2 separate regions of the Mus musculus genome follow, and region 1 is linked to region 2. The links are chromatin contacts, found by Hi-C or POLR2A ChIA-PET in ENCODE. All regions are on one chromosome and are shown on one strand. Each heading gives the region's core, a stretch centred on a gene start or an enhancer-like site at or near the end of the contact. The rest is flanking DNA. Distances are from core to core; before and after follow the strand shown. Region 1 holds the start of Itprid2 (ITPR interacting domain containing 2). Region 2 has its middle 32 kb from the start of Gm46751.

The links. A loop is a pair of places that touch in the nucleus more often than their neighbours do. ChIA-PET counts read pairs that join two places held with the same protein, here RNA polymerase II (POLR2A).
Region 1: POLR2A ChIA-PET joins it to region 2 with 41 read pairs in Patski. The contact joins the promoter of Itprid2 here to the enhancer-like site in region 2. A Hi-C loop is called at or near these places in 1 of 37 maps with a recorded cell type or tissue (heart). POLR2A ChIA-PET finds 5 or more read pairs at or near these places in 3 of 5 experiments (Patski and embryonic stem cell).

Annotation. Positions count from the first base shown.
Region 1 is chr2:79,631,440-79,637,751 of GRCm38, forward strand. Itprid2 (ITPR interacting domain containing 2) reads left to right here and starts at 3,986. Exons shown (of 18, transcript NM_080558.4): 1 at 3,986-4,305; 2 at 4,594-4,639. The coding sequence starts at 4,101. Gm46751 (a long non-coding RNA gene) reads right to left here and starts at 3,623. Exons shown (of 2, transcript XR_001783386.2): 1 at 3,543-3,623; 2 at 1-26.
Region 2 is chr2:79,599,714-79,606,404 of GRCm38, forward strand. It overlaps a transcript of Itprid2 not described here. Among named protein-coding and RNA genes, the nearest start is that of Gm46751, 32 kb to the right of the region's middle. Within about 2 kb of position 2,091, at least 1 of the 3 ENCODE cell types and tissues checked has a DNase peak (open chromatin) inside an H3K27ac peak, as active enhancers do.

The DNA of each region.
Region 1 (6,312 bases), core at 2,736-5,235, 34 kb after region 2:
GATGAAGAATGGCTGGACACTCTTACCTGTTGCTCAGAAACAAGAGAGAACAGAGTCAGTGAAAAAACAAACAAACAAACAAACAAACAAACAAACACAAACAAAACAGCTGGCTATAAATTCACTGTGGAGAGGGTAAGACTAGTATTATTCAACAAATGTGACCCTAGAACAAGTGGGAAAAGTGGCAAGCCTCCAATGCCCCAACTTCAGAAAATCTGTAATGGGGTAAGTACAGGATTGTGGAGTAAATCATCTCTAAGGCAGTTCTCTTCTCCTATTCAGCCCTCTCCCTCTGAAATGGACTTGATGAAATACAGAAAATACACATGGCAAGTGGCTCTGCTATACTCGTGTTTCCAATAAGGAAAGGCAAACCAATCACTACTACATTTTTACTAGTCTGTAAAGTCAAACATAGTTTGAATTATATACCCGATATGATTTTATTTCTTTAAAATAGGTACAAAACTAGAAATAATAAAACAAAACAATGTTAATGATTAATAATAACTTAATGGAATAGATCAAAGAACTGATTAAAATTAAACTAAGTAGCTTTCAGCAGAGTTTATTTATTATACTTGTTTTATAAGTAAATCATGGGGTGTTTCTGTAGAGTTTATTGATTCATATTGATTGATATTTTTCTTAAATTCTATTTCATTCTATTTGGAAAATATCCCCCCCTGCTATCATGGGAAATGCTAATAGATGTAAAGGGGCCCACAAGGTTTCCTTCTGAAATGAATTTAAGAATCATTGGGCTAAGTACAAGTAAGTCATGTTTGCTTAGCATAAACCTTGAAGATGTCTTATTTGTACAATAAATTTTATACCAATCTCACATAAAATATATTTTGAGAAATTTCCAAACATCTAATGTCAGGATAGATATTGAATAGAAGTGGACAATATAGCAATACAATATGTGGTATTATCCCAAAAAAGGGTAAAAATTATTTGATATAACTACAATTCTGCCATTCAGATCAGACTTTTAATACAAATTTGATTTACATAAATATAACTGAAATATTTGATTTACATAAATATAACTGAAATATATTTATAATTTATAAATATAACTGAAACAGTTTCTTAACTAGAACCAAAAGGCCTCAATTGAACTACAGTCAAAGTAGATCTTATTTTCTAATTTTGAGGCCTATGTTAAAGTTAGAATTTTTATATTATATATCACTTATTATTGAAGCTTTTCCACCTGAAATTTTGTTATTTAATCAGAGTATGTTTTCTGTTCTCCCCTGAATTCATTAAGCTTTTAAGGAACATTTACATAAAAATGGAAATAGAAGAAGCTATTCATTAGTATTAGAATATTCCTCCATATGAAATCGACTTATTTTTGTGTTTTTCAACATAATAACTGCAATGGCCCTAATAAATACCTACTTCAGTTTTTAAAACCCTTGCAGTAACTTGGTAAGGTAGTTATGATTGCAGTTTCACATACGAAGAAAATGATATCCAGAGAGATCAGTTATGTGTAAAAATAGAAGGAAAACATTCAACTTTAGTCTGATACCAAAAGCCTTCCTCTTTCCACTCTACCTTGTTAGGTTAAATTGTCCATTAATATAACTATATTTCTCTTCTTCATAAGCATCAACAAATGAGACAATATTCTTAATTCAGAGTTTATAGTTGCTATACTCTAATTATACTTTCTGGGCTTACTTCCCTTTTTCTTTGACTGTGATTGAATGACCTATAAATTAGAAGCCATACTTCATTACTGCCTTTCCCCAGAATTCTTTGTTCTCTAAAAGTACAAGCAAAGCTAATTAAAAAAAAATAAGCATTGGAGAAAAAACGCAAAGCAGACAAAACCCGAGTTTGTCTCATTTAAAGAAGAACAATAGCAACGGACATCTTGCCTCAAGAGTAGGCAGTATTCTATGTAGACTCAGCATTGTATTGTGGATACATGAAAGATATGAAAATATGGTCCATAATCTCTCATGTTTACAAAGTGGCTGGTAAACTAAACATATTGTCTGGATCTGATCATATTATTTACTGCTTAATCCATTCCCCTCAATGAACAGCGTGTACATTCTGTTGTACATCAAGGAACTGTAAATAGGATGTGATCATGACTGGGGGAGCCACAGAGTGAAGACATCCCGGATCAGCTGGTTCATGCAGGCAGTAGACAGAACAGGAATGATTTAAAAAGCAAGGACAGAGAACCAGCCACAGCACATGGATGTGTCAGAGTGGAAGTTGGAGACAGCAAATGGATGGGACAGAATCCAACAGGGCCCTGGATAAAACTACTGGAGCCAGTGTCCTCTACAGCCTTTGACCAACCACACCAACACTTCTTTAGGCACTTTCTTTTCATCTGTCTCATATTCCACAGGCAGCTGCATTGGAAGGATATGAAAGAGGTACCTTCATCCTTAATATAGAGCTCCTGAAAGTCTAAGACATATTAATAACTAAATGATCCCTTACCAGTGAAAGGTCAAGTCACTGAGTTGCTGGTACCATCCTTGTAGCTCCCCTTACAGTTCACTGTAAGTGCAGGAGGGCCATGATAATGCTGGGATGGCTCCGGGAAGCCAGCTTGGATTTTGGAATTGGTCTTGGGGATATTGATAAACCATCAGGAGTTGTTGTTTCTATCAATGATTAATGATATATTGGGAACTATCAAACATATGGACCATGCTAGAAAGAAGTAAGGACCAAAGACAGGAAGGTCCCTGTGCTACTTTAAAGATGAATAGATTATGTGCAAAGGCCTGCACAAGAAACTAGGTTCCATCTCATCTCAAGGACACTACATTCTGTGTTCCAAAAACTATTTCCTTCATTTATGAATGCACACTTAACTTGGACTTTTATGAACTGCAAATATCTATTTCAAGTGGAAAATTTCTTCCTTAAAATATTATTTATGTAAAAATGTCCTTTTTAGTCAAGAAAAAGCATAAAAATAGACCAAAGCAAAAAACTATTCTCACTTTGCTTGCAGAGTTCAATAAAATGTTGGAAGCTTTCTATATTGTCTGTAGATGGTTTAGGACATTCACTGTTTGATATGTAACACTTTGTCTCAATCTGGATAGAATTTTAATCTTTTTTTCCTCATAGGAAATACAAGTATGATAAAGGGGACGGAGGAAGCTGGGATTTAAGAATTGTTTCAGAAGCTTGGCATGACCTGCTTCTTGTTACATCTTCTAAGTCCCAAATCCAAGCAGTTAGCTTTCTTTATACTCCCAGGTCGCTTTCTTCACTTCCTTTTTTTTTTTTTTTTGTCTGCAGCTTCAATGTGACATACCCACTTTTTTCTCACTGGATTTTCATACCTCACATAACCAGGACACACAGGTTTCTCAAAATGTGCGAGCAACACCAAGGTAAGCTTTGACAAGCTGACAGTACAATCTCACGTCTCTTTCATCCTTGCCCAATCCTGTAGGCATCCTACACTGATTAAGTCTCAGCAGCCCAGTCACTTGTTTGCACGCGGGGGCGTTTTATGAGACTTGGCCTTGGCACTTTACCTCTATTTCTGGACGAGAGAGGAGTTGAGAGAAGGAAAAGCTGTAAAGCAAACAAACAAACAAATCTGGCTCTTTCCTGAGGCCACCGCGAAGGGGCGGTTCGGCTCCTAGCCCGTCAGGACGTGCCCCGCCCCAACTCTCGTCCTCACCTCCCGGCAAGACCGCCACCGGAAGAGGGCGTGGCCTCCGTCGTGGGCGTGGCGCACAGCTGCGAGAGGCTGGACTGTGCATTAGCGGGGGCGTGGCTAGAAAGGGGGCAGGGCGGGGTCTTAGAGTAGGCGGGACCGGGCCGGGCGGGCGCTCGGCGCCTACCCGGCTTGCCGGAGCCACTCGCGCTCCTGCGCCCCGCCAGGCCGGGTTCACGTGAAGCGCCGGCCCTCCGCCCCTCCCTCCCTTCCTTCCCTCCCCCCCTCCCTGTCCCCTCCTCCTGCGGCGCCCGCTCTGGCTCCCCCGGGCCCCCTGCCCGGCTGGGCGCTGACAGCAGCGGCGGGGGTCCCCGCAGCCGCCGCTGTGTCCCGCGCAGGCTCGGGCTGGGCCCGCGGAGCCCCCGGCGCGGCCATGAACCGACCCCTGTCGGCGGAGGCGGAGGAGGAACTGGAGTGGCAAGTGGCGAGTCGCAGGAGGAAGGCCTGGGCCAAGTGCCGCAGCTCCTGGCAGGCGTCGGAGACCGAGGATCTGTCCACAGAGACGACGACGCAGGACGAGGACGAGGACGACGAGGAGGACCTCCCAGGCACGAAGCTGCCGGCACCCGCGGGGCGAGGTCGGTGCGCGGGACAGGGACGTGCGATCAGGGAGGTGGCGTGCTCCGTGCCACCGGGCGCGGGGACCGGACGCCCCCGAACTTTAAATGCGCGCGTGACCCGCGCTTCAGCTCCAGCATGTGCACCTGGCTGCCGGCTGGCTCCCCTGGGTCGGGCGCCGGGAAGGCTCTCGGAGGCTACGGGTTGCCAGGGCAGATTCTCCTGCAAGGGAGTGTCAGGATGGCACAGCCTCTGAGTACTTATGTTTGGGGTCTTTAACGAGCTGTCCCTTCGCTCTACTCCCGCAGGAAACGTGCCCAACGAGAAGATCGCGATATGGCTCAAAGACTGCCGGTAAGTAAAGCGGGGGTTGCCTGGGGGAGAAGCGAGGGGGTTCGACTTCGTCTCTGGGTCCCGTGGTCACTGTAAGCTAGGAACCGGAAAGTGAGCCGGCCGATAGCTTCCTTCTAGAAGCGATTAGAACTGGAAGTGCTGTGGCCGCTGATTATTTGGTGACCGAGTTGACGACTTCAGCAGTCCGGGCATGATGTCAGCAGCAGATCAGAAACTAAAACAGGTCACAGTGATGCTACTTTGGCTGGTCGTGCTTTCTCTTGAAATAATTTTGATGTTTCACAGAACCTTTTATTTTTCTTTATTTTGGCATCTGCATATCTGGCATAGAATCATTTTCCTTTCAAACGTGTTATAGACGAGTTTAATTTACTTAGCTACACTAACTGGGGTTTAATTTGTGTTGTGTGCCTTAGGTCTCTCTGGGGACCTATTAAAACTAGCCAACTTGCTCCTTGGAGTTTAAGTCCTGGGACAGGGTTTTGTCAGATGGCATTGGAATTCGCAGAAGGAAATGGAGCTTTGAAGGCATTCATACTTTATGAGTCTGTTTAGTTACATACTTTGGCAACCTGCACAAAAATGTTTGATAAAATACAGAGGAGATGGGTTTTATTACAAGTAAATTTGACTAAAGTAAAATGTGTTTTACTTCTATTTTTTCCCCCAGTTTATTTGCTCTTTGAAAAACCTTGTGTGTGAAGACTATAACTTTTAAACTTTGGTTGGCATTTGCTTCTGGGCATATTATTGTTTTCGCAAATTATGTTTATCCTAGGGATTATTTGGTTGTTGGTTTTTTTTTTTTTTTCTGTTTCTTTTTGAAAGCTACTCACATATGGAATTATTTTTTTTTTTTTTCCCTGTAAAGACCAATAGCTGTCTCTGTCTTAGTTCATAACTGGAGCCATACTGATTGTTAGCTGCAGAATTTTACTTAGGCATCATAGACTCGTCTGAAATATTATGGGATGTATAGGCATTCCTTTTAAAGATGCACAGAGGCAAATACATTGCTTCAAGACATCTTTAGGTTAACCATCAGCCTCTTTTAACCCCTTGATTTTCAGATGACAAGAATATGGCCTTTACAAAGCACAGTACTATACTGTGTGCCAGGGGCTCGCCATCAAACAGTGTTAGATTAGAAGGCTGAGATTTTTAAATGTACATCTTCAGAACTTTCTAGGAGAGAACTTACAAAGCAGCATCTCTGACGTTTCCACATCAAGGAGGGAACGGAGTAGTCTGTCCTTGCGTTTATTCAGGACTTTAAAGTTTACATCTTGGTCTCATTTAAAATCCACTCCTTAATATGTTATTGGCTTACACTGAAAACAGGTCTTAAAATTTCTAGCGTTTTTATCTCAAGGGGATAGTCGAAGGATTTTTCTTTTTCAAATGTAAGAACAAGAGAAAAATCACATTTCAAAAATGATATATAGGAATTGAGATTGTAGAAGAAATCATATCAAGGAGATGGAAAATAAAAACAGTTTTTAGATAAATGAAGTAGTCTAATGCTAACACTGACCAGGACTCAGGACTGGTCCAGAAAATTCCAGAAGTATCATTGCTAAACTTAATGTGCACAGATTATATAATTATCTAAGGAAACCTGTCGTAGATTTCTTTCTTGTTCATGTACTTACCCCTATTCAATGTACAAGTAG
Region 2 (6,691 bases), core at 841-3,340:
CTCTAAAGAGAGCTGGTTGCTTCATTTCCTGAATTTTTGATGTCTAACAACAGAAATACTTTGTCTATTTCCTACTTTGTATAACTACTACAAAACTTTTCTTCTACCACAAAGTTAAAAATGATAAACTTAACTTGCTAGTTTTGTGTGGCCTTGCACTTGGGAAGCTGAGGCAGAAAGATCAGAAGCTTGAGACAGCCTGGGCTATAGAGACAGTTCAAGGTATATCGTTAGTCTCAGGCTTGCAAAATCAACAAACTATGGTCTGAAAAGCCTAACCCTGCATACACAACTTCTACTACAGACTTAGTTTGCTGTGAAGCATCATTCTGCACAGCCTTTCCATCGGATGATTCAGACTAGAGATAAAGCAATGTAATTTTGTTTGGGGTTTGTGTGATAACTGAAGAGCTATTACTCAGGAAACAGTGTGGTAACTCCATAGGTTTGTAGAAATCAGAATGAAGAACAAAACTGCATAAAATACTAACTCATGAGGATAATTTTCGAGAACGTTGTTAAGTAACATTCATAGGCTGAGTACTTGTTGAGAGTAGGAAGTGATCGTTTTATGCTGGAATCAAAGAAGAGGACTTTCTCTCACAGCAAACCTACCACCTAGTGCTAAGCAACACCAGACAGCCCTGCTCACTAACAGTCCTGGCCGGCTTCATGCTTCTGCTCAGGACTTAGCTTCAATGTCTCCTCAGCTCATCCCTTTTGCTTTCTGCTATTTTCCCTGCTTCTTCAGTGCCTGGAACACCTGCTTCATTCCTATCAAATTGAAGCAAAACAGTCTCCTTTATCAGGTGCTTTTTGGTTTTTTGTTTTTTATTATTATTATTATTATTATTATTATTTTCTTAAGCACTTTTTTAAAAGATTTATTCATCATTATAAATAAGTACAGTGTAGTTGTCTTCAGATGCACCAGAAGAGGGCATCAGATCCCATTACAGATGGTTGTGAGCCACTATGTGGTTGCTGGGAATTGAACACAGGACCTTTGGAAGAGCAGTCAGTGCTCTTACCCACTGAGCCATCTCGCCAGTCCCTCTTAAGCACATTTTTAACATTTCTCCCAAAACAGAAAAAAAAAAAAAGCCATTGTCTTATAATGACATCTTTTTTTTCCAGTAGAGGTCAGTTTTTTTTTTTAAATTTCCTAAAACTTTATTAACCATTTTTATTGGTTATTTTATTTATTTACATTTCAAATGTTGTCGCTCCTTTCTGGTTTCCCCTTCCAATCCTATAGCCCCTCCCCCTGCTTCTATGAGGGTGCTCCCCACCCATACACCCCTACTGCCTTACCACCCTAGCATTCCCCCTTCCCTGGGGCATCAAGCTTCCACAGGACCAAGTGCCTTTGCTCCCATTGATGCCAGATAAGGCCATCCTCTGATACATATGCAGCTGGAGCCATGGGTCCCTCCATGTGTACTCTTTGGTTGGTGGTTTAGTCCCTGGGAGGAGGTCTGGTTGATTGATATTGTTGTTCTTCCTATGGGTTTGCAAACTCCTTGATTTTCTTCAGTCCTTCCCCTAACTCCTCCACTGGGGTCCCTGTGCTCAGTCCGATGGTTGGCTGTCAGCCTCTTTATCTGTACTGGTCAGGCTCTGGCAGCAAGCACTTCTTGGCATCAACAATAGTGTCTGGGTTTGGTATTTTTTAAAAAGAAGAAAATTCTATTGCTTGCTCTTAAGTTGTTTGCCCCCAATCTCACAGTCATGCAAGATCTTGTAGTTCACTTTAGGTTTTGACAGTTATGTAAGCCAGGAGAACATTCTCGATTGAAAGGTTCTTGAAAGACAGCAAAGATTCATAGCCATGTCTCTCTATTCTTCCTTAAGAATGCTTTAAAGCCCCAGGGCCTGCTGATTCTGCTCTTATACGTCAGTCTGCAGCTACCCTAGGACAAACCACTGTTGCTTTCCCAATAGAAAGTCTGTGAAAACTTCTCAACTCATTGTTGGGAGAAAAAAAGAAAATCTCCCAAGTATTCCCAGAGGGTTGGACGTCAGTGCAGACAGACTGCAAGTCGGTTGCCAGTAGATCAGCATGGTGAAAGTATATGCTCAGGAGTGTGGGCAAGCATCCAATGCCTGACTCCCTGAGCAGCCAGGGGTAAGGATTTACATAACAGAAGGAATTTGGGGACGCAAATGAAGAAGGTTCTAATGAGGCTTGTTTATACAATTTCTTGGAATGTCCCCAGTCAAAGCCAGTTGCCTCCCTGACAGGAGACTTCCTGGCAATTTGTGGCAGCTGACTCTCATAAAGTTCTGTTTTGGTCAGATAAGGGAAGTTTAGATAAGCCTTCTATGTCCATTGTAGCTGTTTTCGCTTTGAAATCTTTATACTGTTTTACAGGGCTATTGGTCTCTAGATTCTCTCCCTAGATCAAGTCTCAGTCTTTATAAATCTGTCTCACATCACAACTAGGGAGGTAACTCCAAAGCAGCTGATCATGGCGCTGCCCTTCTTAAAAACACTTCAGTGGCTTCTCTCTGCCAAGGATTAGGATTTATAATCCTAGATTTACTGCTTGCATACTAAAGCATAAAGAGCCAGAGAGTAAAACTGCATAACTACCTGTAGCCTGGGTGGCAAATGTTGATTCCCATGGAGGAGCAAGGGGTGAGCGAGGCAGGTAAATTACGACCACCAAAAGATAGCCTGTGGGGCCCTTCCACATTTGTATCCATTTCTCAGGTTTTACTTCTAAAAGTCACTGCATTGGGCCGTATGCCAAGCACCGAATCTTTTTTCTCTTCCCTTAAATTTTAATTAACATTTCATTCCTTCAGGGCCTCGGTGAAATGCCTGGCTAAGTTCATAAGCTTATTCATATGAATGTTAAGAAGTTAATGTCCTGTGCATTTCCATGTACAGGGTTCCTATTTTGGCTAAGGCCCTTCATGACTGATTTCACAGGATAGCCGGTGAAGTGAAATGACTCCCAGACTCTAAAGCAACTGGGAAATGAGAATGTGAGCAGTGAGCTATTGTTCTGGTTCTGAATCATAGAGATCTTAGAGGGAAGAAGAATTCTGTTGCCTCTACACAACTGGGACCCCCCCGGAGGCCGCATGCTCGCCTCTATAACCCTATTATGTGGAACAGAAGAAATATTTTTGGCACCTAACTGTGATTTATATTTTTAAGCCCATATAAAAATATAATTTAACATGTCAAAGAATATATCAACTAAAAGTATCCATTGCAGTACGGTCTTAAAAACAAACTTCCACTGTTTTCCAATTGTGTACTATCTAATTTCTTACTCCATAGATTTCCCGTTCTGTGTTCTTCATACAAATGGAGTTAAGATTTTTACCTTCCCTAGTGGTTTCAAAGACCACTGAGCCCCCCTCACTGTTCTGCCTCTGCCTTCCAGCACTAAGATTAGGGTGACTGCTGCCACACCAGGCTTTTTACGTGAGTTCTGGGGATCAAAACTTAGATCTTCCTGCTTGACCAGCAAGAGCTTCACCAACTGAGCCATCTCTTCCCCCTTGAACTTTTGTGTGTTTATAAGAGTATAATTTCTGAAGGCACAGCTTTGGTCCCACTCAACGTATTTTTATCAAAGGTATACCTTTTTCCCCCAGACCATAATCTGTAGACCATGCTGTGGTTCAGAGTTTACACCAGGGGGTTCCTGGCTTGAATAATTGAGGACGGCCAGGCTCCCATGATTTATGCTAACTATATTTTGACATGTGGAATGGAGTGAACACTGCCACTGGGATGGTTTCATTTCAGAGAACTATACGCTGAGGAATCCAGATGGCTTATGAACATGTACTTTGAACATCATCAGTTATGACACATTGGGTGTGTACAGTGTGGTCAGCTCATCATTTATGCCATATACGGCTCTGGCAATTTAATGACTCACTATGGTTAACATCAGAAAATCAGATGTTGTTGCCCGTGTACTATGATGCTACTAAATGCTAACATTTAAGAATATCTGCTTACTTTGAAGATACAGGCCATTTTACACTTTGTTTTTGTTTTTGTTTTTTTTTTTTGTTGTTGTTGTTGTTCTGTTTTGGTTTTTTTGTAAATAGCCTTACTTTTCTGAAGCAGTATCTGGAAAACCTATGCCCAGTTTCTCTCATGATTGTAGTCTCTCGTTCAGACTGCTCTGGTAGTTGTCTAGTGATATGTGAAAGCAAGATGATAGAACACCTTCCCTATTTAGAATGAGGACACTCCAGAATGGCTCAAGTGTTCATAGTTATCAGGTATTCCGTAGGTTCACAGACACTCGCTCTCTGTACTGGGGTAAACAAGGCAGGCATCCATTAGCTTAACCAGCTCCAAGTGGGGCTGATGGCAAAGAAATGTGCTACGGAGCCGTGTACATAGTCCAACAGTTTAAATGGCTTGAAGCTGAAGCTGGAGGATGAGGGGTTTGAGGGAAACCTGGCCCTCGTGGTAAGAGCCTGTCTACAAAGCAAAGACCATTATGGTACTCTGGGGTTATAGAACACTCTCTTGCCCTTTATCACACCCTTCCTCCGTTTGACTCACTAATGGAGGTGAGTCCCTCTTCCCATCTTAGACTAGCACTAAGACTGTTTTCTTAGCCAGTTGTAGCTGTGCACATTTGGAAACCGATGCAGGAGGGCTACAAGTTTGAGGCCAGTCTGTTTGTACATCATAGCAAAATTCCCTCTGAATTAAAGTAAAAATAGGCTAAAGGTATTGTTTGGTGCTAACATGCTCGCAGGGCATGTGTGAGGCCCTGAGGTTAATCTGCAGCACCACAGAAAACAAACAAAGCACCCACTATTTTCTGTTGCTTAATATTTATTATGCCATATTTTCCACATGGCATTGTAAGTGTGTCCCTTGGTTGCCTGTAGCTAATTCTCCATAAATTGACACAGAAGTATTATGAGTATGGCTTGAAACAGTTTCTCATGAATACTGTAATGATTGGGGGGGGGGTTCAACTTTGTTTCTGTTTTGGAGTTTTCCATTTTGTGTGTTTAGAAAAAGTTTTAACGTAAGTTTTGTGTGGATTAAGAAAATGAAAAGATGAGTGGGAAGAAAAGAAGATGTGTTATTCCTACCTGAGGTTTTTTTTTTTTTTTTCCTTCAGTTTTGCCTACCCTGTGATAAGGTATGGAATTTACTTAAAATCAAACCTAGACAACATTGTTTTGAGTCCTAATGGCCCTTTCCTTTAAATGTTGCTGAACTGCCAGTGTCAAAAGGGAGTTACCAGCTTACGTGGTGCCAAGTAGCGAAGGTGGGGCTGCATGGGAATGAGGTTTTGATTAATCAGGTTGTACAATATTACGCTGAGACATGTTGGGAAAGCAATTCAAAATAACGTGTACGCCATATGAAATCACAGGCTAGTGTACACTTTAACAATCTGAGATCACTTGCTATATCCTCTTGGATGTTTATACAGAAATAATGTTAGAGAACATGAGATCTATGTGTGGTATATATATAGGTTTTCATCTAATATTTATGAGCCAAGAAAGAGAGTACAAATCAAGGCCCACATACAATATATGGACTTATTTATCATGATAAATACCTTTAAATGAAATACTTTCTGTTCTTAACACTTCTACCTCAAAAAATGTAGCTCAGAAAATCTTCCAACTTAAGGGTTTTTGGTACATTTGGAGCTCTGTGCTTAAAAAATAGGGCTGTTCAGAGAGCTTGCTCCAAGACCTACAACCTTTCCCCTGCTTCTATGCTGCCCTGTGGCCTTCCTCAAAAGCAAGAGGTCTCAAGCCAGGCGTGATGGTGCACACCTTTAATCCCAGCACTTGGGAGGCAGAGGCAGTCGGATTTCTGAGTTCGAGGCCAGCCTGGTCTACAGAGTGAGTTCCTGGACAGCCAGGGCTACACAGAGAAACCCTGTTTTTTGTGTATTTTGTTTCAATTGTTTAGATATCCATGATCATCTAAATGTTGTGATGAGTAACCCCAAATATGTACATTTTGCATTCTGGAATCATTCACTCTTCCACTCTTCCATCCCCATTAGGTAATACAATGTGATATATATATATATGTGTGTGTGTGTGTGTGTGTGTGTATGTGTGTGTGTAATATCTGTGTATATGTATATATTATATATGTGTGTATATATTTATATGTACATATATGTGTGTGTATGCAATAGAATTTGGCATAGTTCAGGCATGTGTATATATCTGTGTATACTTGAATATGCAAACACCTACCCCTACACTTCAGGCAAATGTGTTTTTAGTCTTCATGCTTGAGCAAATCTTTCTGCCTTCTATTTGATCAAACCCAAAGACCCTGTGATATGCTCAACAGAATAGTGAGTAGCACTCCTCACATACTCTTCTTTACTTTCTGTGGTTACCTGAAGTCTCACAGTTTCCTGTCAAACATTCCTGAGCTTCTTTCCTAGGTCAGTCTGAGGTGTGGATTGTTCAGTGTGTGTGAAGCACTACAAACCCTGCCGGATGCCCAGCTGGCAACAGTTGCAGGAAGTCTTAGTCGACCCTGGACATGTGACCAGGAATGGCCACTTTGAGACCTCTTGCTTTTTTTTTTTTTTTTTTTTTGGTTTGGTTTTATTATACCATATTTTCCACATGGCATTGTAAGTGTTATTTTTACTTATGAGCATAAAAGTTTTGAGATAATATTTCAGCTAGTGTCTGTATTTTGGGA